Linked DNA regions of Homo sapiens: regions 1 and 3 are each linked to region 2. Evidence: read pairs that join two places in POLR2A ChIA-PET (ENCODE). Cell type or tissue: CD4-positive, alpha-beta T cell. All regions are shown on one strand. Each heading gives the region's core, and the rest is flanking DNA. Links, peaks and the distances in the headings are about the cores only. Region 1 has its middle 14 kb from the start of SMIM40. Region 2 overlaps BAK1 (BCL2 antagonist/killer 1). Region 3 holds the start of UQCC2 (ubiquinol-cytochrome c reductase complex assembly factor 2).

Region 1 (10,264 bases), core at 1,392-9,391, 230 kb before region 2:
AAAAACAAACAAAACAAAAACAACAAAAAAAAACAAAAAACTGTCTGGCTGGGTGCAGTGGCTCACGCCTGTAATCCTAGCACTTTGGGAGGCTGAGGTGAGTGGATCACCTGAGGTCAGGAGTTCAGACCAATCTGGCCAACATAGTGAAACCTTGTCTCTACCAAAAATACAAAAATTAGCCAGGCATGGTGGCACATGCCTGTAATCCCAGCTACTCCCGGGTTCAAGCAATTCTTGTGCCTCAGCCTCCCAAGTAGATGGGATTACAGGTGTGCACCACCACACACCTGGCTAATATTTTTGTATTTTTAGTAGAGATGGGGTTTCACCATGTTGGCTAGGCTGGTCTGGAACTCCTGACCTCAGGTAATCTGCTCGCCTCAGCCTCCCAAAATGCTGGGATTACAGGCATGAGCCACCACACCTGGCCACAAAATAAATAAGGAAATAAATAAATATATATATGTAAAATATATATATGTAATATATGTAAAATATATATGTTATATATGTAAATATATATATATATACACACATATAGTTTGTTTGTTTTTGAGATGGAGTTTTGCTCTTGTTGCCCAGGCTGGAGTGCAATGGCACGATCTTGGCTCACTGCAACCTCCGCCTCCCGGGTTCAAGCGATTCTCCTGCCTCAGCCTCCTGAGTAGCTGGGAATACAGGCATGCACCACCACGCCTGGATAATTTTTTATTTTTAGTAGAGATTGGGTTTCTCCATATTGGTCAGGCTGGTCTCGAACTCCTGACCTCAGGTGATCCACCCACCTCGGCCTCCCAAAGTGCTGAGATTATAGGTGTGAGCCACTGCACCCAGCCCGCTCTGTCTTAAATATGAGTGCCCAGTTAAGGAACACCAGATATTTGAGGAAGACTTCAGACATGAGCAAAAACCCAAAATTAAAAGTAAAAACGACACAGCATTGTGCTCTTCGCCTTCCCTCATCGTCTGGCGCAGGGCAGCCCACTTCTGGTGTTTGGCGCTGGAATTAAACAACCACCATGTGGAGCAAAAAGGCAAGACCAAGACCACCAAAAAGCTCCCTCAGCGCACAACATCCAACGTGTTTGCCATGTTTGACCAGTCACAGATTCAGGAGTTCAAAGAGGCCTTCAACATGATTGATCAGAACAGAGATGGTTTCATCAACAAAGAAGATTTGCATGATATGCTTGTTTCCCTAGGGAAGAATCCCACCGATGCATACCTTGATGCCATAATGAATGAGGCACCAGGGCCCATCGATTTCACCATGTTCCTCACCATATTTGGTGAGAAGTTAAATGGCACAGATCCTGAAGATGTCATTGGAAATGCTTTTGCTTGCTTTGATGAAGAAGCAACAGGCATTATTCAGGAAGATTACCTGAGAGAGCTGCTGATAACCATGTGGGATCGGTTTACGGATGAGGAAGTGGATGAGCTGTACAGAGAAGCGCCTATTAACAAAAAGGGGAATTTCAATTACATCGAGTTCACATGCATCCTGAAACATGGAGCAAAAGACAAAGACGACTGAAAAGAACTTTAGCTAAAACCTTCCAACTACATTGTCTTACTCTGTTTTATTTCTCAGACACTTCCCCCATCCTCATAGAACCTGTTGCATGCAACTTAGTTTCACAGCTTTGCCTCTTTTTTTTTTTTATGTATTTATTCCAGACCTTTCTGTCACACAGCACTTGTATAATCAGACTGAAAATGGGGATGAGGGTGTAAATTGTATTGAAAAAGAGATCATGGCCGGGCGCAGTGGCTCACGCCTGTAATCCCAGCAACTTGGGAGGCCGAGGCGGGTGGATAACCTGAGGTCAGGCGTTCAAGACCACGCTGACCAACATGGTGAAACCCCGTCTCTACTAAAAATACAAAAAGTTAGTTGGGCGTGGTGGCGGGCACCTGTAATCCCAGCTACTCAGGAGGCTGAGGCAGGAGAATCGCTTGAACCCAGGAGGCAGAAGTTGCAGTGAACCAAGATCACACCGTTGCACCCCAGCCTGGGCAACAAGAGCAAAATTCAGTCAAAAAAAAAAAAAAGAAAGAAAGAAAAGAAAAGAAGGCCAGGCACGGTGGCTCACGCCTGTAATCCCAGCACTTTGGGAGGCTGAGGCGGGTGGATCACGAGGTCAGGAGATCGAGACCATCCTGGCTAACACGGTGAAACCCCGTCTCTACTAAAAATACAAAAACATTAGTCAGGCATGGTGGTGGGCTCCTGTTGTCCCAGCTACTCGGGAGGCTGAGGCAGGAGAATGGCATGAAGCCAGGAGGCAGAGCTTGCAGTGAGCCGAGATTGAGCCACTGCACTCCGGCCTGGGCGACAGAGTGAGACTCCGTCTCAAAAAAAAAAAAAAAGAAAAGAAGAAAAAGAAAAAGTGATAGCAAATAAAAATCAACAAATGTGAAAAAAAAAAAGTAAAAACAAACATGGAGGAAAGAGACAGAAGAGGAAAACTTCATATAAACTATAATAAATTTCCACACTGATGAGAGAAAATGAGTATCAGAAGAAGAAGAAGAGTTGTAAGATCAACAGGATATGAGAAATGAAAACTTGAGCCAGGTGCAGTGGCTCACACCTGTAATCCCAGCACTTTGGGAGGCTGAGGCAGCCAGATCACTTGAGGTCAGGAGTTCAAGACCAGCCTGGCCAACATGGTGAAACCCTGTCTCTACTAAAAACACGAAAATTAGTCGGGTGTGGTCATGGGTGCCTGTAATCCCAGCTATGCAGGAGGCTGAGGCAGGAGAATCGCTTGAGCCTGGGAGGCGGTGGTTGCAGTGAGCCGAGATCGCACCACTGCACTCTAGCCTGGGTGACAGAGTGAGACTCCATCTCAAAAAAAAAAAAGAAGAAAAAAGAAAAAAAAACTTGAACCCAATTATAAGATCTAGATTTTGGCCAGGTGCGGTAGCTCATGCCTGTAATCTCAACACTTAAGAGGCTGAGGTAGGAGGATTGCTTGAGCCCAGACATTTGAGACCAACCTGGGTAACATAGGGAGACTTGTCTCTACAAATAATTTAAAAATTAACAGGCAGGGCGCAGTGGCTCATGCCTGTAATCCCAGCACTTTGGGAGGCCAGGGCAGGCAGATCATGTGAGGTCAGGAGTTCGAGACCAGCATGACCAAAATGGTGAAACCCCATCTCTACTAAAAATACAAAAAAAAATTAGCGGGGCATGGTGGCTCGCACCTGTAATCCCAGCTACTTGGGAGGCTGAGACAGGGGAATTATTTGAACCCAGCAGGTGGAAGTTGCAGTGAGCCAAGATCGCACCATTGCATTCCAGCCTGTGTGACAGAAAGACTCTGTCTCAAGAGGAAAAAAAAAAACATTAGCCAGGGCCGGTCGCGGTGGTTCATGCCTGTATTCCCAGCACTTTGGGATCCCAAGGTGGGCAGATCACTTGAGGTTAGGAATTCGAGACCAGCCTGACCAACATGATGAAACCCCGTCCCTACTAAAAATACAAAAAAATTAGCTGGGTGTGGTGGTGCATGCCTGTAATCCCAGTTACTCGTGAGGCTAAGGCAGGAGAATTGCTTGAACTTCGGAGATTTTGCAGTGAGCCAAGATTGGGCCACTTGCACTCCAGCCTGGGTGACAAAGCAAGACTTCCTCTCAAAAAAAAGAAATCCATGGCCGGGCGCAGTGGCTCACGCCTGTAATCCCAGCACTTTGGGAGGCCGAGATGGGTGGATCACGAGGTCAGGAGATCTAGACCATCCCGGCTAACATGGTGAAACCCCATTTCCACTAAAAATACAAAAAATTAGCCAGGCATGGTGGCGGGCACCTCTAGTCCCAGCTACTTGGGAGGCTGAGGCAAGAGAATGGTGTGAATCCGGGAGGCGGAGCTTGCAGTGAGCCGAGATTGTGCCACTGCACTCCAGCCTGGACAACAGGGAGAGACTCTGTCAAAAAAAAAAAAAAAAAAAGAAATCTCAAAAAAGAAAGAAAAATGGCCAGGCACAGTGGCTCATGCCTGTAATCCCAGCAGTTTGGGAGGCTGAGGTGGGCACATCAACTTAGGTCAGGAGTTCGAGACTAGCATGATCAACATGGTGAACTCTGTCTCTACTAAAAATACAAAATTAGCCTGATGTAGTGGCACATGCCTCTAGTCCCAGCTACTCAGGAGGCTGAGACAGGAGAATCACTTGACAGGAGGCAGAGGTTCTGGTGAGCTGAGATCACACCATTGCACTCCAACCTGGGCAACAAGAGTGAAACCCCAGTTTAAAAAAAAAAGGAAAAAAAAAGAAAAAAAAAAAACCACGGTAGCGTGCACCTGTGTTTCCAGCTATTCAGGAGGCTGAGGCAGGAGGATCATCTGACCTGGAGGTCAAGGCTGCAGTGAGCCATGATCACACCACTGCACTCCAGCTTGGGCAACATAGTGAGACTCTGTCACGAAGCCTGCAGTGCAGTGACGAGATCTTGGCTCACTGCAATCTCTGCATCTCAGGTTCAAATGATTCTCTGCCTCAGCCTCCCAAGTAGCTGGGATTTACTGGCATTTGCCACCATGCCTGGCTAGTTTTTGAATTTTTTTAGTAGAGACAGTGTTTTGCCATGTTGGCCAGGCTGGTCTGTACCTAATTTTGTATTTATACTTTTGGTTTTTTTTTTTTTTTTGAGACGGAGTCTCGTTCTGTTGCCCTGGCTGGAGTGCAGTGGCGTGATCTCAGCTCACTGCAACCTCCGCCTCCTGGGTTCAAGCGATTCTCCTGCCTCAGCCTCCTGAGTAACTGGGATTATAGGCACTCACCACCGTGCCTGGCTAATTTTTATATTTTTTTTTAGTAAAGATGGGGTTTGGCCATGTTGGCCAAGCTGGTCTCAAACTCCTGACTTCAGGTGATCTGCCCACCTCGGCCTCCCAAAGTGCTGGGATACTTTTGGTATTCTTTCTCTTAAAACAGGTATCCAAAATTGTACACGTGTCAGCCTCCCACCAACCTACATCTGCTGCACTTGCAGAGATAGAGTCTATATATATAAGCATGTATTAATATATATAAGTGTATATGTATAAATGTATACATACATATAAATACATGATCACTACTCTTTTCCTTGCTTTTCCTCACTTAATACCTTGAAATCAAACAGAGAGGTGCTTCCTTCTTTTTTTTTTTCGGAGTCGGAGTCTTGTTCTGTTGCCCAGGCTGGAGTGCAGTGGCCCAATCTCGGCTCACTGCAACCTTCACCTCACAGGTTTAAGTTTTTCTTCTGCCTCAGCCTCCCAAGTAACTTGGACTACAGGCGCACACCACCATGCCTGGCTAATTTTTGTATTTTTAGTAGAGATGGGGTTTCACCATATTGGCCAGGCTGGTCTCGAACTCCTGACCTCATGATCCTTCTGACTTGGCCTCCCAAAGTGCTGAGATTACAGGCTTGAGCCACCACGCCCAGCCTCTTTTTTTTTTTTTTTTTTTAAATTTAATTTAATGGAGATGAGTTCTCTCAATATGTTACCCAGAGTAGTCTCAAATTCTTGGGCTCAAGTGATCCACCTACCTTGGCCTCCCAAAGTGCTGGGATTATAGGAGTGAGCCACCGCACCCGACCCCTTGTTTGTTATAGTGCTCCCTTGACTCTCAAAAATGTCCAGTGTAGGCCAGGCGTGGTGGTTCACACCTATAATCCCAGCACTTTGGGAGGCCAAGGCAGGTGGATCACTTGAGGTCAGGAGTTTAAGACTTGCCGGGCTAACATGGTAAAACCCTGTCTACAAAAAATACAAAAATTAGCTGTGCGTGGTGGTGCGCACCTGTAATCCCAGCTACTCAGGAGGCTGACTGAGGCAGGAAGACTGCTTGAACCTGGGAGGCAGAGGCGGAGGTTGTAGTGAGCTGAGATTGTGCCACCGCACTCTAGAGCAAGACTCCATCTCAAAAAAAAAATGTCTAGTGTAAATGTATGTTCTTTGAAGTAGAATTGCTAGGTCAAAGAATACGTAAATACTTGATTTGGGTAGATATTTTTAAAATGCTTTCTGTAGAAGCCGCACCAGTGTACCTTCCTTCCTGTCGGCAATGTGTGACAGTACCAGTTTCCTTTCCCCACCCCATCAGCTGAGTGTGTTATCAAACTTTTTTTTTTTTTTTTTTTTTGAGACAGAGTCTCTCTCCATCGCTCAGCCTGGAGTGCAGTGGCATGATCTCGGCTCAATGCAACCTCCACCTCCTAGGTTCAAGCCATTCTCATGCCTCAGCCAATAGCTGTGATTACAGGTGCATGCCACCACCGGCTGATTTCTGTATTTTTAGTAGAGACAGGGTTTTGCCATGTTTTTTTGTTTGTTTTGAGACAGGATCTTTCTCTGTTGCCCAGGCTAGAGTGCAGTGGCATGAACATGGATGGTTCACTGCAGCCTCGACCTCCTGGGTTCAAGTGATCCTTTTGTCTCAGCCTCCCAAGTAGCTGGGATTCCAGGTGGGAGCCACCATGCCCTCCTAAACTCTACCTTTTGGTGAGAGTGACTAGCCACCAAGGCACACTGTAAAGGCCTCAGATAACAGGAAGTGGTAGAGAACTGCAGCCAATCTAACACCTAGACAAATTCAAGGTGGGACCTATCAGGTACTATGCTTGTTACTTGGGTGATTAAATTACCTGTACACCAAAGCCCCATGACACACACTTTACCTATATAAGGAACCTACACATGTACCCCTGAACCTAAAGTAAAAGTTAAAAAATAAAATAATATAATTCAAAGTTTGGGCTACAGAGTATAAGTGAGAGATATTCAGCTACTGGGAGTTTATAAAAGACACACAAACATCGCACAAGAGCAAAAGTCAATTTGAACATCCACCACAGCCAGAGGAAACCAAAACCACTTCCAGTGTATGGCCGTCAGGTAAAGCATTTTGTCCCCCTCACCTCCTCTGCTTCTGGCTGTGAGGGAGAGGGTGGAGAGTCAGACACAGGAAGGCAAGAAAGAAATTCTTGAGGAAGCCAGCCACTCTGCCAGTTTCACACTGGCAGCTTCCCATGTCAAACCACTCAGTCGGAGCTGGCCGAGAGAAAAAACGTAATTCAGAATGATGCTTGGAGGATTTTTTTTTTTGTTCCAAGGATTGAGCAGGTATGCTCTGTGGCCTGCCTGAGTTATCTTTCATGGGCAATGGAAGAACTAGCCCCACACAACATATTTAAAGGGGTGGGGACACTTGAGTGTGGGGGGTGCACAGCAACATATTCAAGCTTATGTACATGGCATCTGAGGTCGGGGCATGGAAGAATACTGAGGCACTGTGTGTATGTTATTTGTGCGTGAGAATGAAATTCCTTGACCCTGAAAACAGGACAGGGAGTGGAGTGTGTGGTGTGATAAGGAACGCTGAAAACAGCCTCCTGAGAATGCGGTTTGAGTGCTTTTACGAGGCCGCAGGTGTCTCACGACCCGACCTCAAAAAGCCATCTAGTGGATGTTTGTGGTTTAACAAGCACTTTCAATAAATACTTGGCAGACGGATGCTGGGGCGGGTTCTCTTAGAAGAAATGCCCCCCCCATTCCCCCGGCCCCACTCAGCTGGAATTGTCTAAGAACTCATTCTTGGCGTTCACTGCAAGCTATAAACTCTGCAAGTGGTGCACCCGACGTGATCGCCTTGAAGTTATGCGTGAAAGGAGGAGAGCTCATCAATTTTAAGAAAATCCCGGTAAGGGACAGTCCTGACTACCATCAGGTGGACAGGACCCACGCGAAAAATACCAGGGGTTCGGTTATCATGGGTCAGGAAATGAACAAAGAATAATTTTTTTTTTTTTTTGAGATGGAGTCTCACTCTGTCGCCCAGGCTGGAGTGCAGTAGCGTGATCCCGGCTCACTGCAACCTCCACCTCCCTGGTTCAAGCTATTCTCCTGCCTCAGCCTCCTGAATAGCTGGGATTACAGGTGCACGTCACCCCACAACAGGACTTAATTAACCTTGCCTTCAAGGTGTACAATAATAGAGAAAAGTTACAATTACTTGCCTCTGCTGTGAGACAAAACCCAGCTGCACCTCCAGCACACGAGAACTTCAAAATGCCTAAGCCGCACATGCCTAAACCGCAGTGGTCAAGCATTCCTACAGGACCTTCTTCATCAGGATCTTGCTTCAAGTGCCAGAAATCTGGCCACTGGGCCAAGAAATGCCCACAGCCCGGGATTCCTCCTAAGCCGTGTCCCATCTGTGCAGGACCCCACTGAAAATCAGACTGTCCCACTCGCCTCGCAGTCACTCCCAGAGCTCTGGGATCTCTGGCCCAAGACTCTCTGACTGACTCCTTCCCAGATCTTCTCAGCTTAGCGGCTGAAGACTGATGCTGTCTGATCACCTTCGAAGCCTCCCGGGCCATCACGGACACTTTGGGTAACTCTTACAGTGGAGGGTAAGTCACCCTTCTTAATCAATATGGAGGCTACCAACTCCACATTACCTTCTTTTCAAAGGCCTATTTCCTTTGCCTCCATAACTGTTGTGGGTATTCATGGCCAGGCTTCTAAACCTCTTAAAACTCCCCAACTCTGGTGCCAACTTGGACAATATTCTTTTATGCACTCCTTTTTAGTTATCCCCACCTGCCCAGCTCCCTTATTAGGTCGAGACATTTTAACTAAATTATCTGCTTCCCTGACTAATCCTAGGCTACAGCCACATTTCGTTGCTGCCCTTTTCCCCAGTTCAAAGCCTCCTTCACGTCCTTCTCTTTTATCTCCTCACCTTAATCCACAGGTATGGGACACCTCTACTCCCTCCCTGGTGAACTATCCACGCCCATTACTATCCCATTAAAACCTAATCACCCTTACCCCGCTCAATGCCAGTATCCCATCCCACAGCATGCTTTAAAAGGATTAAATCCTGTTATCACTCACCTGTTACAGCATGGCCTTTTAAAGCCTATAAACTCTCCTTACAATTCCCCCATTTTACCTGTCCAAAAACCAGATAAGCCTTACAGGTTAGTTCAGGATCTGCGCCATATCGACCAAATTGTTTTGCCTATCCACCCTGTGGTGCCAAACCCATATACTCTCCTATCCTCAATACCTCCCTCCACAACCCATTATTCTGTTCTAGATAAACCTAGCTGACCCCATAGATCCTAAATCCTTTCTCCTCTCCCCTTTCCATTCCTTAAAACACAGCTCCCACACTAGCTCTCCATGACTCATCCCGACCCTTTTCATTACACACAGCCGAAGTGCAGGGCTGTACAGTCAGAATTCTTACACAAGGACCAGGACCGCACCCTGTAGCCTTTTTGTCCAAACAACTTGACTTACTGTTTTAGGCTGGCCATCATGTCTCCGTGCAGTGGCTGCCACTGCCCTAATACTTTTACAGGCCCTCAAAATCACAAACTATGCTCAACTCACTCTCTACAGTTCTCATAAATCTATTTTCTTCCTCACATCTAACACGTATACTTTCTGCTCCCCGGCTCCTTCAGCTGTACTCATTCTTTGTTGAGTCTCCCACAGTTACCATTGTTCCTGGCCAGGACTTCAATCCAGCCTCCCACATTATTCCTGATACCACACCTGACCCCCATGACTGTATCTCTCTGATCCACCTGACATTCACCCCATTTCCCCGTATTTCCTTCTTTCCTGTTCCTCACCCTGATCACACTTGGTTTATTGATGGTAGTTCTACCAGGCCTAATTGCCACACACCAGCAAAGGCAGGCTATGCTATAGTATCTTCCACATCTATCATTGAGGCTACTGCTCTGCCCCTCTCCACTACCTCTCAGCAAGCTGAACTCATTGCCTTAACTCGAGCCCTCACTTTTGCAAAGGGACTACATGTCAATATTTATACAACTCTAAATATGCCTTCCATATCCTGCACCACCATATTGTTATATGGGCAAAAAGAGGTTTCCTCACTACGCAAGGGTCCTCTGTCATTAATGCCTCTTTAATAAAAACTCTTCTCAAGGCCGCTTTACTTCCAAAGGAAGCTGGAGTCATTTACTCCAAGGGCCATCAAAAGGCGTCAGATCCCATCGCTCAGGGCAATGCTTTTGCTGATAAGGTAGCTAAAGAAGCAGCTAGCATTCCAAATTCTGTCCCTCACGGCCAATTTTTCTCATTCTCATGGGTCACTCCCACCTACTCTCCTGCTGAAACTTCTACCTATCAGTCTCTTCCCACACAAGGCAAATGGTTCTTGGACCAAGGAAAATATCTCCTAACAGCCTCACAGGCCCATTCTATTCTGCT
Region 2 (10,264 bases), core at 1,800-9,799:
ATGCAACAAGAGCAAACTCTGTCAAAAACAAAAACACACACAACAGATACACTCAGAGATTGTGCCCTCAAGTCATATACTGCACATGACAAGTACAAATACCGGAGCTAAATCCTAATACTCTCCCCATTCTATTTGAGTTTGTTTATTGAGGCTTCAAGGCACTCAATAAATGTTTGCTGAATGAATGAAAGAAAGCCAGAATTCTCATTTGATTTCATATTAGAGGAATTGGCCCTAAAACTATTTAAGAGGCAGACTTGAACTTATACACAGGTCCCACAACTTAAGCCATGTCAAAGGACAACATTATAACAAATTTAGCTTAAAGATCTCAGTTGGCATTATTTTCGATTCTAGAATCAGGCAACACTTCATTCCGTAAAATAGAATAAATGTTCCATGAGCTCAGCAGAAGATGTTGCCTTTTTTTTTTGAGATGGAGTCTTACTCTGTCACCCAGGCCAGAGTGCAGTGGCGTGATCTCGGTTCACTGCAACCTCTGTCTCCTGGGTTCAAGCGAAGTTCAGGCGACTCTCCTGCCTCAGCCTCCTAAGTAGCTGGAATTATAGGTGTGTGCCACCATGTCCAGCTAATTTTTGTATTTTTAGTAGAGACGGGGTTTCACCATGTTGGCCAGGCTGGTCTCGAACTCCTGACCTCGGGTGATCCACCCACCTTGGCCTCCCTAAGTGTTGGGATTACAGGCGTGAGCCACCGCACCTGGACTGAAGTTGGTTTTATAAACACAGAAGAGCTGAAGAAAGCAGAAGTAAGGAAGAATGTATTAAGTTACTTTTCAAAGTTTTTTTTTTCTTTCTTTTTTTTTTTGAGATGGAGTTTCGCTCCAGGCTTTGTTGCCCAGGCTGGAGTGCAATGGCACAGTCTTGGCTCACCGCAACCTCCGCCTCCCGGGTTCAAGCGATTCTCCTGCCTCAGCCTCCCGCATAGCTGGGATTACAGGCATGCGCTACTACGCCCAGCTAATTTTGTATTTTTAGTAGAGACAGGGTTTCTCCATGTTGGTCAGGCTGGTCTTAAACTCCCAACCTCAGGTGATCCGTTCACCTTGGCTTCCCAAAGTGCTGGGATTACAGGCGTCAGCCACCACGCCTGGCCTTCTTTTTCTTTTTCTTAGAGACAGGGTCTTGCTTTGTTGCCCAGTCTGGTCTCAAACTCCTGACCTCAAGCAATCCTCCTACCTCAGCCTCCCAAAGTGCTGGGATTATAGGTGTGAGGCACCACCCAGACTTCAAAGTTATTTTTTTCTTGTAAGGTGGGGGAAAGGGACGCAAAACAATTGGAAAAACAACTGATTAGTTAACATCGGGTCTCTTCAGGTTCTTTAAGCCTTTTTTTTGTTTAAGGATTAAAACAGAACTTCATTATCATGTGGTTAAAGATTTAAACTGATCTTTTTGAGAAATTGGCTGTTATCTCTCTCTCCTTATTTTTCAGAATGTCGGATAACAACTTAGTTTAGCATGGGTGACTCCATCTTGAGTTTTAGTTCTATCTGTTTTGACCTAGTGCAGTCCCGTCCCTCCCTCCTTCCCTCCCTCCCTCCCTCCCTCCCTTCCTTCTCTCCCTCTCTCTCTCCCTCCCTTCCTTCCCCCGTTCCTCCCTCCCTCGCTCCCTTCCACCATTTGTCTCATTCTGTCGCCCAGGCTGGAGTGCAGTGGCACAATCACGGCTCATTGCAGCCTTGAACTCCTGGGCTCAAGCCTTCCTCCCCCTCAGTCCTAGCTAGGACTATAGGCGTGTGCCACCATGTGTGACTAATGTTTTTTTTTTTTTTTTTTTTGGTAGACAAGGGGGGGTCTCACTGTGTTGCCTAGGCTGATGGCTTTCTATAATTTTTATTTAATAAATGAAATGCTGTTTCCAACTCAACAAGGCCATTAACTGGCCAATGAGTGGATCAGATCCCAAGGGCCATTGGTGGTGAGAAGGGGAGAGACTGACCCACAGGGAATTATCATTGGATGTTAAGAAATGGGAAAGCACATTGAAACAGAAAGGAGATGAGTCAGAGGAGACATTCCAGGGGAGAAGCAGATCCTGTAAAATGTCCTGTGGGTTGAGAGGAGGAGAGAGGTGGAAGGAGCTCGGGAGAGCCCAGAGTGGTGCCTGGACCATCCGGCTGTAGCAAAGGCAAGAGTCAGAAAAAAGTCTGGAAAGCCACTGAGAAGGCCTTGAGTGCCTGCCTGAACATGATGAGTTTGTTCAAGGAAATGGTTTATGTGTCCCCTCCTGAAAAGCCTCCCTGGGTACTCCCAGACCAGGCCAACCTGGCACATTTTTTCTGGGGCACCAAATTCCCTGCGTCCCACTCAGATTACTGCTTGATGCCTCCTCCTCCATGGCTATGTAAGCTGCCTGAGGGCAGACCCTTCAACACTCCTGTGCTCCTACCAGGGATGGGCAAGGAGGAGGCGAATGTAATGAATATCATGCACCTCATGGATTTTCAGTGGGGATCAAGACGATGTTTTGTGAAACCAGTTTGGTCGTGGTGGTGGTGGTGGTGTGCTGGGGACACTTTGAACTGGGGGGGACCTAAGGCAGGGCCATTACCAAAAAACCTAGAAGTTAAGAATATACCCCACAGCCTTGGCAGTGGCAATGGGAAGGCAGAGATGGGCAGCTAAGGAGTGACCGTCTACAGGAGCGGCCTCTGACTCAGGGTGGCCATGAGCAGAGGAAGGCACAGTGGCTTCAGAGACTGGTGAGCAGCAAGGAAGAGAAATTCATGTAAGGCACGGACCTGCCTCCTCCCTGCCCAACGTTGTGTGCTTTCAGCTCTTCCTCCTCTACCCTCTACAAGTTACTTTTCCCACTGGACAGCACCCTTCGGGGTCTCTCTGTCAGGCACCTGGGTTTGAGACAAATTCCACAGCGTGACACAGCCTAGGAATAGGCTTTACTGGGGGAAGAGAAGACAACAAATCATCAAGAGAAGCAGCATGGGTTCCTTGACCCTCCTCTCATCACCCTCCCCACCCTGCTGGGGGTGGGGGTTTGCCGCGAGGGTGGGGAGGGCCCCGAGCCAGAGCAGCCGAGCGCTCTTCCAGTGTGCATTCCAGTGGGAGGGCCTTCCTGCCATCACGCTGCCTTTGTGTAGAGCTGGCATGAAAAAGCAGCTTTGTCAGTGGAGGTACCCCAGGCTGCTTGGCACCATGCAGTCTAGATTTGGGGTGCCAGCCCATTACAGGAGCTGTCTGAGAACACCAGCATTTGAACACCCTAGTCCTGTAGACATCGCAGTGCCTCCCACTGGTGGAGGGGGCTGGGGAGACGGAAAAGCATGCATGGAATACTCAGAAGAATCCCCAGTCTCCTGGTGAACTGAGCGTGGATGTGCCCCCTCTTGCCAGGAAAAGGAAGGGCTATTCCTAGTTAGCGCATTCTGCAGGCCACCCAGAATGAAAGTCCAAGCTCACGTTAAGACACTCATCCGGCCGGGCGCGGTGGCTCACGCCTGTAATCCAAGCACTTTGGGAGGCTGAGGGGCGGATCAGTTGTCAAGGGTTCAAGACCAGCCAGGCCAACATGACGAAACCCCGTCTCTACTAAAAATACAAAAATTAGCCTGGCGTGGTAGAGTGAGCCTGTAATCCCAGCTGGAGGCTGAGGCAGGAGAATCGCTTGAACCCAGGAGGCAGAGGTTGCAGTGAGCCGAGATTGTGCCACTGGACTCCAGTCTGGGCAACAGAGTGAGATTCCATCTCAAAAAAAAAAAAAAAAAAAGACACTCACCCATTCTACTAGGCATTACAAGCAGGGGGATCCCCCATGCCCTTACCAGGACAGCACTCGGCTTTTAACCTGCCCACAGCCCCTCTCACACATAGCCTGGTAGTAGTGTTATTTAGGTTCCTGCAAATCTGTTTTTTTTTTTTTTTTTTAGCAGACATGGTAACCAACATCGAAGTGCCTCTTGCACTCTAATTCACAGCTTCCAAATTTCAGAGACACCAGACATGCCAAATGCATCTTGCCTTTCCTCAGTATGGCCCACCTGAGACTTTAGCAAAAAAATATTCACACACTTGAGGAAGCCTAACCATCCGCTGGAAATTAACTGGATAAGCTGCCCTCAGTGGGGTCAGAGGTCAGCTTAGAGCAGGTCAGGTTAGAACATGAGAAGGTTGGTGAGCCCAGCCCCACACAGCTATCACAAAAGTCTGTGCCATGAACTTCACAAAGTAGGTTCACCTCAAGGTTCAGTGGAGCCTTCAGTGTGTCCTTAGCCAAAGCTGTTTGGAAAAAATTGTGACATTGGACACCAGGAATGATTCCAAGATTGCAAAGGAAGAGTTGAGATAAATGGAGCTAAGAGATGTATTGATTCATACTTTGATTCCAACAACCCATGCCCACTCACATGTTACTCACCAGATGCCACATACACACTTAGCCACACGCACGTTCACACTCTCACATGCATCCATTTGGTGCCTGCCCACGTCCATTGCCAAATCCCATACTCCAGGTAAAGGGAGGTTGTATGGTTTCAGTCTCTTCAGCTATGAAGTGGCCTTTCCTAGAAAAGTCCAGTTTTTGCCTGTTAGTCCATCACCTGATCTTGGTAATGGGGGCGGGGTGCCCCTTCATTGGATCACTCATAAAATATGCCAGGGATCTGCTTCAGTAGGCCAAATCATTACTTTTTGTTCTCTCTCTTTTTTTTTTGAGACAGAGTTTCACTCTTGTTGCCCAGGCTAGAGTGCAATGGCACTATCTCAGCTCACTGCAACCTCTGCCTCCCGAGTTCAAGCGATTCTCCTGCCTCAGCCTCCACAGTAGCTGGAATTAGAGGCATGCACCACCATGCCCGGCTAATTTTTTGTATTTTTAGTAGAGACAGGGTTTCTCGATGTTGGTCAGGCCGATCTCGAACTCCTGACCTCATGATCTGCCCACCTTGGCCTCCCAAAGTGCTGGGATTCAGGCATGAGCCACTGCGCCCAGCCTGTTGTATTATTTTCTAGTGAACTGAATCCCCTGTCCTCTCACGTCTTACTTTTATATCCCAGGAGTCCAGTGTTCACCTTTAACGTGTCCAGCAACAGCTCAACACACCCCAGGAGAAGCTGGGTTTTGCTGATTCTGGTTCCTGACCTTTGGGCACCTCCAGCAACCTTCAATAACTCCCTTCTCTTTCTCTCTCTCCACACACACACACACGCATGCATGCACGCACACATACACACGCATGCACGCACGCACACACACACACGAAATCATGATTATCCTTATCTGTTCAGCTCAGATAGAATTAAATCCACATTTGGGCCTCGCACTGTGGCTCACGCCTGTAATCCTAGAACTTTGGGAGGCCAAGGTGGGCAGATCATGAGGTCAGGAGTTCGAGACCAGCCTGGCCAGAATGGTGAAACGCCGTCTCTACTAAAAATACAACAACAACAAAAAAAATTAGCCGGGCATGGTGGCGCGTGCCTGTAGTCTCAGCTACTCGGGAGGCTAAGGCAGGAGAATCGCTTGAACCCGGGAGGCGGAGGTTGTAGTGAGCCGAGATTGTGCCACTGCACTCCATCCAACCTAGGTGACAGAGCGAGACTCTGTCTCAAAAAAAAAAAAAAAATTAAATCCACATTTTACAAGCATCTTACAAAATGGGGCCTCTACATCTGAAGTGCATACAACTGGAGCAGGAGGGGTACATTTTTGTCACGGGTGAAAAAACAAAACAAAAACAAAAAAAACTAGTGGATATGGTGGTTTAAGTTTAATGAATACATGTAAATTTATTTTAATGCATTCAGGTGACTATGTCATAATAACTTGTTCAATATACTGAGTGATTTTAGGCTAAGGAAGGATTTTTTCAAATGAAAGGGTTTGGATGGACACTCGGTGACTCTCTAAAATATACTCTTCAGAGGAGGTAAAAATAAATACGTGAAGGTAAAACGGCAGGGTGGGGGTGGGGAGAATGTGAGGCTGTTGTGTGCAAGGAAGGGCGGGTATTCATACTGAAACTGCAGAACTAAGCAGGTGACAGCTGCACACCGCTCCTTTCCCTGGCCGGGCTGCCCCAGCTCAGTGACATCACAGACTGTGACGAACCCAGACGTATTTGGTGGAAACCAAGCCACAATCTCAGAAGCAGCGCACAGTTTGAGTAGAAATGAGTTTTTTTGGTTTCTCTTCCCTAATACCCACAGAGCCCCTACACTCCCGTTATCCTCGCAGCCCCTGGCTGACTGTGTCCGACCTAACTTCTCGCCCCCTGGTTTCAGAATATCCTGGCAGCGGAATAGAGGGCGTTGGGGGGCGGTGCAGGCCAAAACTTTTTGGGCTGCCCCACCCATGCCTTTCCGGTTAGCGTTGCAGCTCCTTAGACGAGTAGGCTAACCACAGCCCACCCGCCTTTCTTCCAGCGATGCAACGATCTGTTCGCCGCTCAATGCCGCATGCTGTTCAAAGCCCAGAGGCTGGAGTGGGTGCGCCCCAAAGGCCCCGCCCAAGGAAGGGCACGCTTGCGTGCTCGCGGCGGCGGCCATCTTGGACTCGGGCAGCCGCCCACTTCTAACCTCTATGGCATCGCTCCGGGAGGGAGGCGACCCCGCACTCTGGGCCTCTTAAACCTGTGCTCGCGAGCCCCACATTGCTCTCCGGCCTCCACGTAAAACTCGAGCCAGTTTCCTGGTGGCAAGTCCTCACTCCTTGGGTGACTCTGAGAAAGCACCCGTTTCCTTATCTGTAAATAGTAGTTTGAGTACCCCCACCCCCGTCTCCTACCTATTATTTGGGCAGATGATGAACTCTCAGCATAAAGCCTGGCACACAGTATGTGTTCTATAAATGTTGTCTGTGAGCTTTTCCTGTACACTGCGGGGTGCCTTGTAGCAACCACCTTCCAGCCACCACTGCCTGCAGCGCCGCCTTTTCCCTTTTCCAAGATCGCGTCTGTACTAGACTCTGAAGACCTTGTGGAGGGAAAAGGGGCTTGGCAAGCCCACCCCAGGAGGGTGAAGGTGAAACTCACGAGTTCTCTTGGACTTGCATGTGACCCTTTTGGAAGGGCGTCAGAAACACAGACCAGGGTGCCCAGGACTGGAAAGACTGTAGATTTTGGAACATTTAAACGCCCCCATGCTTGTTATTTTTATCACCCCTGGCTGGGTACCCATAGGGACTCCCAAGCAGCATAAAACTAGAATGAAAGCCCTGCGTGTGTGCTGACTGTGGAGACATCAGGAAGGGGGAGCTGGGACATTGTGTCCCAGGCAGAGCTAAATGTGGGGGAGAAGGGCCTTTTGGACCAGCGTGGGTGGTAGCCCCAGGGTGGGAGAAGAATTCAGCCCAGGTCAGAGGTAGCCTGTGGGGGTCCTCAGATATGTGCAGCTGCTCCACCAGCTCTGTAGCTAAAGGACCTCCCAGACTTCCTAAAGGGTGGAAACTGCATGAAACCCAACGAGATGAGAGAAGTTCATGGGGAGGGGCGAACGCCTTCCATCGGAGTGGGGGCTGCAGAACCATACTCAGGCCTCTATGGGATTCTAGAGGCCTAGTGTGAGGTTTTATTCAGTAATAAGCCAGATGTATGCCAGGCGTGCCCAGGTTCCCACAGTCTGGCCTGATGGAAAGAGGGGTAGCAGAGAATACAAAAACTAAGTCAGGGTGAGGGGATTGCACAGTTTATTTCCAAACACTCAGAGGATAGGGGGTGGCCTATGGGCTCCATCTGCCTCCCCTCCCTGCATTTGGCTGAATCAAGAACTTCTCCCCCCTGACCCCCAAGACCCTAGGCTGTGCCCAATAGAGAAGGCACTGTCACCCCCCACCCTGAGGAGACCTAGACAGGTGAGGAGCATGGAGGGTGGGGGAACAGAGTTCAAGTATTCACAGTTCCCCCATCTACACCCCTGGATTACACTGTGCCAGAGCCATGAGGGAGGATCCCACCTCTGGGATTCCTAGTGGTGTTGATAGTCCTTCTCCCACTTAGAACCCTCCAGATGAACTCCCTACTCCTTTTCCCTGATATAACAAACCAAGTCCTAAGCCCTGTAGTCTGGGCAAGGAGGAGCCTTAGCAGGCCACTCACCCAAGGCCCCCAGGGATGGGGGTGAGAGCCTTCACCTGTAGTGAATGGGTTGGGAGCAAGTGTCTATAAGGAGAGAGGAAGGGAGAGAACTGAGAGGACCTTGGGAGGCAGGCTTGGAGGCTTCTGACACGTGAGTTCAGACAGCTCTGGTCTGCGACTCCACCCCACCCCACACCCCAAGCCCAGAATCCCTGAGAGTCCAACTGCAAAGGCAGTATGGCCGGAGGGAGGAATGGGAGCAGGGGTAGAGTTGAGCAGGACCTTGGCCCCCCTCTCCTAGTAGGTCCTGCTCCTGGGACACATGCTTAGGGACGGCCAGGACCAGGCTCAGGTCCTAGTCCCATCTCTTAGGGTGCTGATCTTCCAGAATAGCTGAATCCTGGGGAACATAGACCCACCAATCCCCACACCCCAGACGTCCTGGCCTCAGGTAGAATGGTGGGAATGGGCTCTCACAAGGGTATTATAAAAAGCTAAAACCGTTAAACACTTTCTGGGGAGAAGTGGCTCCCAGTCTCTTGCCTCCCCAAGTTATCAGTCTCCCCAGCGCCTAGCAGACAGGGCTAAGGAGGTCCCAGAGAGCTGAGGGAGGAGACGGCCACAGCCCCTGGGCCCAGAGAGAGGGCCCACTAGCACCATGCAATGTTGAGGTGCCTCTGCAGCCTGACTGGCCCCCACGCAGGGGCCCTCCGAAGCTGGAGTGCACACTTGCTAAAGCTTCTGTACTCTTGAGGGGGGACCCCTGCAAGGGAACAGAGAAGGCAAAGACTTCGCTTAAGTCCAGGCAGGGGTCTGAACCGGGACCCCAAAGGGCACCCTTGGGAGTCATGATTTGAAGAATCTTCGTACCACAAACTGGCCCAACAGAACCACACCCAGAACCACCAGCACGTTCAGGATGGGACCATTGCCCAAGTTCAGGGCTGCCACCTGCCGGGAGAAACAAGGTGGTCACAGAGAGGCTAGCAGAAGATATAGGAACCCGAGGAAGGGGTGGGGCCTGGGAGAGGGGCAGCCCCAACAGCAGGGAGGACATTGCAGTCCTTGGATACTCACCCAGCCACCCCTCTGTGCAATCCACCGGGCAATGCAGTGATGCAGCATGAAGTCGACCACGAAGCGGGTCACCTGGCCTAGGAAGCCAGTCAGGCCATGCTGGTAGACGTGTAGGGCCAGACGGTAGCCGAAGCCCAGAAGAGCCACCACACGGCCCCAATTGATGCCACTCTCAAACAGGCTGTGGGCAGAGCATCCCATAGCATTGGTGGAGAGCCCCCAGGAAGCCCTTCAGCCTGCCTGGCCTCTCCCACCCCTCTCCCAGCTGGAAGCTAAATAGCTTAGCTGTGAATTAAGGCCGCAGAGGCTGCCCCAACCTGGCCTGTATTTGGGAACAACCTGGGTCTCTGCGAAAGGAGAAAGCTCAGGGGCAGATGAGCTGGATGCCACTGCTGGGGTGTACGCTCAGGTGCAACGGGGCACAGAGAGGGCAGAGGGCAGAGCAAGTGGATGGAGTCAGCGGGGAGATTACCTGTGGGTGTTGCTGCTGGCCTGGCAGCCCGAGGGACAGCAGAGAGAAAAGGACAGAAAAGATTAGGGTAGTTCCTGTCATCACAGTGGTATGAAGGCTGGCCTCTAAGTTCACGGACTGGATATTTCAGCTCTGAGCACTAATTCTAAAATCTATCACTTACTCCTACCTTCACCTCCAGTTTCAAATCTACTCCGACACTGACTTCCCTAACTCTGGTGGTAGCAATGGCTAACACTTTGTAAGGTGGACACTAATCTAAGCATATTTTCCCTATTTTACAAACCAGGAGACTAAGGGCTAGGAAGCTTCACGAAGGCAGTAAGTGGCAAAGCTTGGATTTGCACCCAAATATTCGGTGTCTTTAACCACTTGGATGCCAGATTATAGCAAGTAGGAGCCATTTCTAGGACCTGGCAGAGGTTAGCACCCTCACCATCTTCAGTGTGATATGTGGTTTCAAATTGGAACTATGAAGGACAGCTATGTCCCAGCTGGGCTGGGGAGCTGTGGGGGACGTCCCCACCTCAGGCCCCCTCTAGAGTCCTGATCTAACCAGTCAAGACCTTGGAGTCAGAGCTCAAAAGAGCTGTGAGCTAATGCCCAAAATACAAGTCTGGGACCCCGAAAGAGAAAAATAGGGGGCCGAGACCACATGT
Region 3 (8,000 bases), core at 1-8,000, 140 kb after region 2:
AACGGGCAACCAGGGGAAGGAAGTGGTTTGACGTTCATGGAATAAGAGGTTGTTCTAACAATAACTTGGAACAGCAGCTGAGGAAAGGCCAGGCACCCAGGAGACGATGCACACTAGGGCCAGAGGGGCTGGGTCTGTTTCTCACTTGGCTTGTCTCTTATGGCTACGGAACCCCCAGTGCGTTGTCTTGTTTTTCTGATGTTTCCTCATCTGTAAAATGGGAACAGTAATGGCTACCACTCAGCTGTACTAAGGATTAAATGAGATCACGCCGGCAAAGGTGCACTGTGCACCTTTCAGGGTGATCATTAGGACGAAGGAAGCCAAGAGGCTGAGAGGAGGACTGACTGCCTCTCTCCTCTACGGAAATGGAAAGACGGCATGAGCAGAGCTACTTTCCCCTCCAGTTCTGTCTTCTGGCAACCGGCTTAACCAAGGAGGAGCTCCATACTAGTCAGTCAACTGGATCTAAGCCCCACCTCCTGCTGCCAGTTTAATGAAGAGCCTACCAGAATCATCTTGCTTTCTCAAGGTCTTTATAAATGATCTGGGGGTGTCAGTAGGAGTGACTCACAATAGTGTTTTCAATTCCAGCAAGGAATTGCGCCCTTCAAAAATTACCACAAAGATTTACTAAGGCCAGGTGCATTCTCAGGTGACATTAGGATGAGGTACCGCAACAGTGGTCCTGAGTAATGCACCTGCTGCCATTGTGCACTGGTTCACTCTACCAGGAATGCATTCATCAGCTGCTACAGAATCACTAACACAGCCATGAGTTGCATCTGCAGCTGGGACTCAAACCTGTGTGGGCCTTTGACTGATCAGAAACGATTGCCCTAGGTGATGACAACTCCGAAAGAGAAAACTCTTTCCTCCTTTGCTGGCTCCTCTTACACTAACAATCAAGCAAGTGAATGTTACGCTCTCTCACCTCCCCAAGGATGGAGCCGCTGACTGCTCAACTGTAAGCTCCTCAGTGGTGAAGGCCAGGTTATGGCCTTCCTCCATAGATCCTGCAATTTCCCAAACATGGTAAGCTCTCAAATCAATTCTCACCACTCAGGACACACAAATATTCCTTTCTCACTCTTCACAACTTCTCTTCATCTAGTTCTGCTACATCTGAAACTATATTCAAATTATCTTTGTCTCATGAGCCACAACCAATTATTTACTTATCCATTCAGACATTTACTGAGTGTTTTTTTATGGGCCAAGAACTAGCTAGACACTCGTAGGGGAGAGAGGGAAAGATAAAAATGGCATCATCTCTATTTTCAGGAAGCTCATACTAAAAATATGCAGGGAGTACAGCTTTAGAAAGTTCACGGGTTTGTAGAATTGGGACTAGATAAGATTCTTGCCTTAAAGATCTTTACACTTTGGGCCAGTGAAGACCACCATGAATAATGTGAGGGCCCTGGGTATCGTATAACCTGGGCCAGACACTCCCCAGGCTGCCAGCCAATCAGCAGTACAGTCACAATGATGCCACTGGGCGTGCTCCTGCTCCTTTAGGTGGGCTGGCTTGGCTCTGTTTCGGGCTAAGCTGAAAAAAAAAAAACCCATGTTCCTTCTGTAACAAGTCTTGGCCAAGTTTCACAAGTCATTTCTTCAGACTGTGTGTATATGCATCTCATTATCTCATTTCATTTCTGGTCTCTTGCCCGAGCCCCAGGCTCAAATATAGCACTGCCTACTTGACATTGCCACTTGGAAATCAGTGTACTTGGCATCTCAGGTTTAACCTGCTTAACACCGAACTCGAGATATTCTTCCTACACTTCACCTATTCCTACCTCAGTAAATGGCACCATCTTAGACCTAGATGCCCAGGCCAAAAAATATCTAGGTGCTATCTTTGGTTCCTCTCTTTTCCTTTATCCCACATCCCATATATCAGCAAGTCCTGCTGACTCAACCTGCGCATAACCTGAATCCAACCACTTCCATCTTCTGTGCTGCCGTCCTCATCCAACCCCCCACCATCTGTCGCTTATAGTACCATAATCGGCTTCTCTCCAGCCTCTTTTTTTGTTATTGCCCCCTATAGCCCACTCACCACATACAACCAGAATAGTCTTTTAAAAAGTAAATTAGGGCACATCAGTCCCCTCACTAAACATCCCCAGTGACTTCTCACTGGCCTTATAATGAGGTCTAAAGCTAATCAGAACAGATAATATCCTACTGTGCCTGGCTCCGGACCTTCACCTTAGCAAACTCCACCTTACTTACTACCCTGCAGCCATTCTGGCTTTCTTTCTGTCCTCAAACATGTCAATCTGCCTCCTGCCTCTGGACATGTGCAGTGTCTGGAATGTCCTTCCCGCCAAGTGTACATGGCTGGCTCATCCTCTTGCCTTAGGTCTCACCTATGTGTCATCTCCTCAGAAAGGCCCCACTAATAACATTACCCTTTTATCACGCTACCCTATTTTCTATCGATCACAGTACTTATCTGTCTTACGTACACTTACCTGCTTATTGTGTCCTGAACTACAATGTAAAACTTCATGCGGGCAGGACTTCACCTGTTTAACACTGCTGTTTCCCTAGCACCGTTCCAGGCATATGGTAGGTGCTCAATAAATACGAGCTATATGAATGAATGAATCCCAGAGCTGCAGCGCCAACCTGGAGGAAAGCAAGAACATAGGCCTACTACTCACACACAGCTGCGTGAGCTGAGGACCCAAACCTGCTGCACAGGCTTACAGGGGCTCAGGAAGAACGCAAACGCTTAGCGGGGACCTGCAGAGTTAACTGGGGATTAGCTCAGTCAATACACAACACTGCGAAATAATGAGGTAATGCTACCGTGACAAGGAAGCAAAAAGCTGAGGCTGTCACCAGCTGCCACTGGTGGTGTGGGTCTCAACTCTCTCTGCACCTTGAATCACCTGGAGAGCTTTTAAAACTCTGAGGTCAAGACCCCACCCCTAGAGATTCTGCATTTGAAGTTTTTGTTTGTTTTTTGATTTGTAGAGACGGAGTCCCACTATGTTGCCCAGGAGGTCATCCTGGGCTCAAGCGATCCTCCCGCCTCGGCCTCTCAAAGAGTGCTGGAATTATAGGTGTGAACCGCCGCACCCGGCCCATCTGGAGTTTAAAAAAAGCTTCTTCGGCAATTCCAAGGTGCAGCCGGGGGAGAGCGCTGAATACAACGGGCGTCGCTATCAGTAGCTCCCTGGGGGAAAAAGGGGGTCCGCGCTCACGTGCTGCCTGGAAAGAGGGCGCGCGCATGCGCAGATCCCCCTGCTAGCGCGCTCGTTGGCCCCGCCCCTGCCTCGTCCTTTCCTCCCCTCGTCCCAGCCGCCTCCCCGCCGGTCACCTGGGTATTCTCTCCCTCCCGAAAGGCCTGTGCTACCCGCTGTCGCAGGTAAGCGCCCAAGTCCCGGCCCCGTTTGGTCTCGTCCACTGGCCATTCCTCACAGAGCTTAAGAAAACGCCGGTACCGGCTGGCCGCCATCTTGGGCCCCGCGTGTTCCCGCCTTAGCGGGAGGAGTCGGCGCCGACGAATGGCGCTTGCGCACTAAGCCTCGCCGCCTGCCTTAGGAGTGGAGCGGGAGGCCGGAGTGGGCATGCGCGACTTTGTAGGCGCACCGCTACTCTCCGTGTAGGGGCGCTGCTCGCCTTTCTCTGCAAGCCGAGCTAATTCAGTCTTCGTCCTCCTGGAACCGGCCCAGCTCCCAGGGGCAAGGCGGACGTGGAGTACCCCAGAGACAGCTTTGCGTCTCTTTTTCAATGACTGCACAAGCTTGAGACTAAAAAACCCTCCCCCGAGGCCTCCGCTGTTTTGCATAAACCAATATATTTGCATGTAAATACAGGTTACTGGATGAAAATATGTTTGAACGTTGTTCGTGGGTGCCCCCGTACCTGTCACTATCCCTTGGTACTCGGCCTCAATTCCTTCTTTAGTGCTTCCTAGTTCTTGTTCTTCTCTGCCCAGTCCCTGTTAGTATCCCTTCTGTTCCCCCCTTCCTACCCCTCATAAGCCAGACATTTTTCTCTGGGAGGCGCAGGTTTTCTAGCATGAGCAATGCCAACTGTGTTGATTCAGACTAGAAAAACTTTTTTTTTCTTTACAATTTATTATTTTGTATTGTGGTAAAATACACATAACAAAATTTACTATCTTAACCATTTTTTTTAGACAAGGTCTTGCTATGTGGCCCATGCTGGTCTCAAACTCCTGGGCTCAAGTGATCCTCCCACCTTGGCCTCCCAAAGTGCTGGGATTACAGGTGTGAGCCACCACACCTGGCCTTAACCTTTTATTTATTTATTTATTTATTTTGAGATGGAGTCTTGCTCTGTGGCTCTGTCGCCCAGGCTGGTGTTCAGTGAATGGCGCAACCTCCGCCTCCCGGGTTCAAGTGATTCTCCTGCCTCAGCCTCCCAAGTAGCTGGGACTACAGGCGCCCGCCATCATGCCTGGCTATGTTTTGTATTTTTAGTAGGGACAGGGTTTTACCATGTTGGCCAGGCTGATCTCGAACTCCTGACCTCAGGCGATCCACCTGCCTCGGCCTCCCAAAATGCTGGGATTACAGGCGTGAGCCACGGTGCCCAGCCAGCCATTTTTAAGTGTACAGTTCATGGGTATGAAATAGCACTGAATAATGTTGTGCAGCCATCGCACCATCTCCGTAACTCTTGTAAAACTGAAACTCCATACTCATTAAACAATAAATCCCCATTTCCCCCTCTCCCCCCAGCCCCTGGCAACGACCATTCTATTTTGTCTGTATGATTTTGACTACTCTAGGTACCTCATGTAAGTGGAATCCTGCAGTATTTTTGCAACTGGCTTATTTTGCTTAGCATAATATTTTCACTTCAAGGTTCATTCATTTTGTAGCATATGTCAGAATTTCCTTCCTTTTTAAGGCTGAGTAATATTCCGTTGCATGTATATACCACATTTTGTTTACACATCCATTGATAGACACTTAGGTTGCCTCCATGTTTTAGCTCTTGTGAATAATGCTGCTATGAACATGGATGTACAGACATCTCAAGACCTTGCTTTCAATTCTTTTGGTATATACCCAGAAGCGGAATTGCTGGATCATATGGTAATTCTATTTTAAGTTTTTTGAGGAACTGCCATACTGTCTTCCACAGCAGCTGCACCATTTTGCACTCCCACCACCGGTGCACAAGGGTTCCAATTTCTCCACATCCTTACCAACATTTGTTATTTTCTGGTTTTTTGATAGTAACCATCATAATGGGTGAGGGCTGTATCTCAATGTAGCTTTGACTTGCATTTGTCTAATGATTAGTGATATTGAGTATCTTTTTATGTGCTTATCAGCCATTTGTATATCTTCAGAGAAATATCTATTCAAGTCCTTTACCTGTTTTTAATCGGGTTTTTTTTTTGTTGTTGTTGTTATTGAGTTTTAGGAGTTCTCTGTATATTCCAGATATTACTCCCTTCACAGCTATGTGATTTCAGAATATTTTCTCCCATTAAAATGTGTTTGTTTTATCAAGTCTTCTCTTATATGTCTCTAGCTACATCACCATGTGGACTAATTTTTGTTCTCAAAAGACTGTCCCACCATCTGCATTTTTCATAAGAAAGCCTCAGCCCCCCGTATATCTCCACTATCCTGTATTTAGCCAAGACCATCCAATGTGTACAAAACTTTGCTTCCTCCAAACCTTTTCCTTCTTGCCTTACCTACATTTTAAAGGTGAATCTAGGAGAGTCCTGCCTTCAAGAAGTTGATGGCCAAGTCTGGGAATGTGTACATAACCAGGACACAAAGTTACAGATGACGAGAGCTTTAACTGAAGTGTTAGACAATGCTAGAGAGTTTGGAGAAACAGATGTCTGCTGTTCAGGGGAGAGTGGGAGAAGATCAAGGATGGCTCCAAGAACAGCCAGAGGCAGGCCTGGGGTGGCAATGGGAAAGAGAGGGAGGAGTTTAATTTGAGGAAAGATCAATGGGTGATTTTAACTGGAATGGCTTTAACTGTTCCGAAGATGTTAGGAGTCAAGACCATTAAAGGAAAACCTCTGGGGACCAGAATGTGTGATGCCCGCTGAGGTAAGGAGAGTTCAGGGGGAGTGGAAAATGAGGCGCCCAAGGGCACCTTCTCCAGAAAGCTCCCCTGATTAACCCCACCAGGTTCCCAGCCCAGCAGTCCCTCCTTGCTCCATCCTCACCTCATAGCCATGTAGTTTTGATGACACCCCTAAGGCACAAAGGGCAAGGATTGTATCTATTTACTTACCAAGGTCCAGGCACCTAGGGCTGTGCTGGGTGCCCCGAGGCGCTGTCATAGCCGTGGCTTTGAAGAGCACCTGACTGGTCCACATCTGTCCCAGGAGGCAGAGCCAAGGTCCCTCTGTCTTAGGCAACCAAAAAGTAACATTAGGTGGCAGCAAATGGTTTTCATGCTGCTTGAGGTACAAGGACAATGAGAGGTTGAGAAGAATGCTGGGCTCCAGAGGAAGCGCAAACAGATGCTTCCTCCTAAGGTGCTCCCTTCCCCTGTACCCTAGCTTCTCCGTCAGGCTGTGGTTGTCCCTGGTTCTGACTGCCCTGCCCACCTCTCTTCCTCCATATGGAGGTTGTTTGGCATGGTAGTTAAGTAGTAGGGTTATGGAGTCTGAGAGACCTGTTTGGAATGTAGGCTTGCTCATTCATTCATTCATTCATTCATTCATTCATTCACTTACTCACTGATCTATAGCCCTGATCACTCTATCAGTATAATTTTCTGGGGCCCAGTGCAAAATGAAAATGTAAAGCCCTTTGTTAAAAAATTGTTAAGGCCGGGCGTGGTGGCTTGTGCCTATAATCACAGCTACTTGGAGGCGGGAGGATCACTTGAGCCCAGGAGTTCGAGACCAGCCTGGGCCACATAGCGAGACCCGCATCTCCCCAAAAATTTAAAAAATTAGCTGAATGTGGTGGTGCACACCTATAGTCTTAGCTGTGTGGGAGGATGGCTTGACTGCTTTGAACCTAGGAGTCAGAGGCTGTAGTGAGCTGTGATTACACCACTGCACTCTAGCCTGGGTGACAGAGTGAGACCTTGTCTCTAAAAAAATTGTTAAGAATTTCAAGACAATAACAGCAGAGCATTAAAGCAAATGTAGCCCCTTCTGAGTGCAGGGCCCTGGGCGACTGTGCAGGCCACACACCCATGAAGCTGGCTCTGAGTTCCTGTCATGTGGTAGACAAGACAGGTGAGGGCCCTGCCCCTATGAGGACAGACAGCAACCAAGCAAACATATAATAATAATAGTGCTCTATATGTATTAGCTCATTTGCTGAATGAACAAGATAATTTCAGATGTGATAAGTGCGAAGGAGAGATCAAGGCAGAGTGCTGGGTCCACAGTGATTGGGGCAGGGGAGGGGTCAGTGGTCTGGAGGCCATCCCTGAGCAGCTTGTGAGTCACCTGAGGGGGCAGCCACGGGAAGATGGGCATGAGAGGCTTCCAGGAACAGGGCAGCAAAGGCAAAGGTCTTCAGAGCAGCCAACCCCAGGCGGGTTATTTAATTGCTGTAAGCTTCAGTTTCTTCATCTTAAAATGAGAACTATGATGATAAATTAACACCGAGTATTTACTATGTGCCAGCACAATTTTTTTTATTTTAATTTTTTATTTTTATTTTTTCTTTTTTAGAGACAGGGTCTCACTCTGTCACCCAGGCTGGAGTGTAGGAGCACAATCATAGCTCACTGCAGCCTCGAATTCCTGGGCTCAAGCGATCTTCCTGCTTCAGCCTCAGCCTCCTGAGTAGCTGGGACTGCAGGTGGCCACCACGATGCCCAGTTAATTGTTTTATTTTTTGTGGAGATGGGGTCTCGCTATGTTGCCCAGGCTGATCTCGAATCCTGGACTCAAGTAATCCTCTGGGCTTGGCCTCCCAAAGTGTTGGGATTATAGGCATGAGCCACTGTGCCCAGCCCAGGCACAATTCTAAATGCCTTACATGTATGGACTCATTTAGTCCTCACAA

The links. ChIA-PET counts read pairs that join two places held together with the same protein. Peaks named below come from ENCODE experiments on the same cell type or tissue, not always from the same donor. Only the 100,000 strongest peaks of a DNase experiment are listed, where the experiment ranks them.
Region 1: POLR2A ChIA-PET joins it to region 2 with 11 read pairs; 7 of 35 experiments call an interaction of 5 or more read pairs at or near these places.
Region 3: POLR2A ChIA-PET joins it to region 2 with 11 read pairs; 20 of 35 experiments call an interaction of 5 or more read pairs at or near these places.

Annotation. Positions count from the first base shown.
Region 1 is chr6:33,337,956-33,348,219 of GRCh38, forward strand. It overlaps the pseudogene MYL12BP3. Among named protein-coding and RNA genes, the nearest start is that of SMIM40, 14 kb to the left of the region's middle. RefSeq lists a silencer at 9,124-9,324. In CD4-positive, alpha-beta T cell, for the core only: a CTCF peak has its summit at 7,450; DNase peaks (open chromatin) are centred at 6,086, 6,556, 6,916 and 7,476; H3K4me3 peaks cover 1,293 bases; H3K27ac peaks cover 2,200 bases.
Region 2 is chr6:33,564,901-33,575,164 of GRCh38, forward strand. It overlaps BAK1 (BCL2 antagonist/killer 1), which reads right to left. Exons shown (of 6, transcript NM_001188.4): 5 at 9,134-9,314; 6 at 7,652-9,007. The coding sequence ends at 8,903. Among named protein-coding and RNA genes, the nearest start is that of BAK1, 10 kb to the right of the region's middle. RefSeq lists an enhancer at 6,517-6,806. In CD4-positive, alpha-beta T cell, for the core only: no CTCF peak of the experiment used is centred there; DNase peaks (open chromatin) are centred at 6,051 and 6,441; H3K4me3 peaks cover 1,719 bases; H3K27ac peaks cover 2,705 bases.
Region 3 is chr6:33,708,212-33,716,211 of GRCh38, forward strand. UQCC2 (ubiquinol-cytochrome c reductase complex assembly factor 2) reads right to left here and starts at 3,489. Exons shown (of 4, transcript NM_032340.4): 1 at 3,338-3,489. The coding sequence starts at 3,475. LOC124901304 (a long non-coding RNA gene) reads right to left here and starts at 3,238. Exons shown (of 3, transcript XR_007059548.1): 1 at 3,097-3,238; 2 at 2,484-2,640; 3 at 1,368-1,552. RefSeq lists enhancers at 2,085-2,982, 3,009-3,058 and a silencer at 6,201-6,495. In CD4-positive, alpha-beta T cell, for the core only: CTCF peaks have their summits at 3,662 and 3,865; a DNase peak (open chromatin) is centred at 3,550; H3K4me3 peaks cover 1,506 bases; H3K27ac peaks cover 1,091 bases.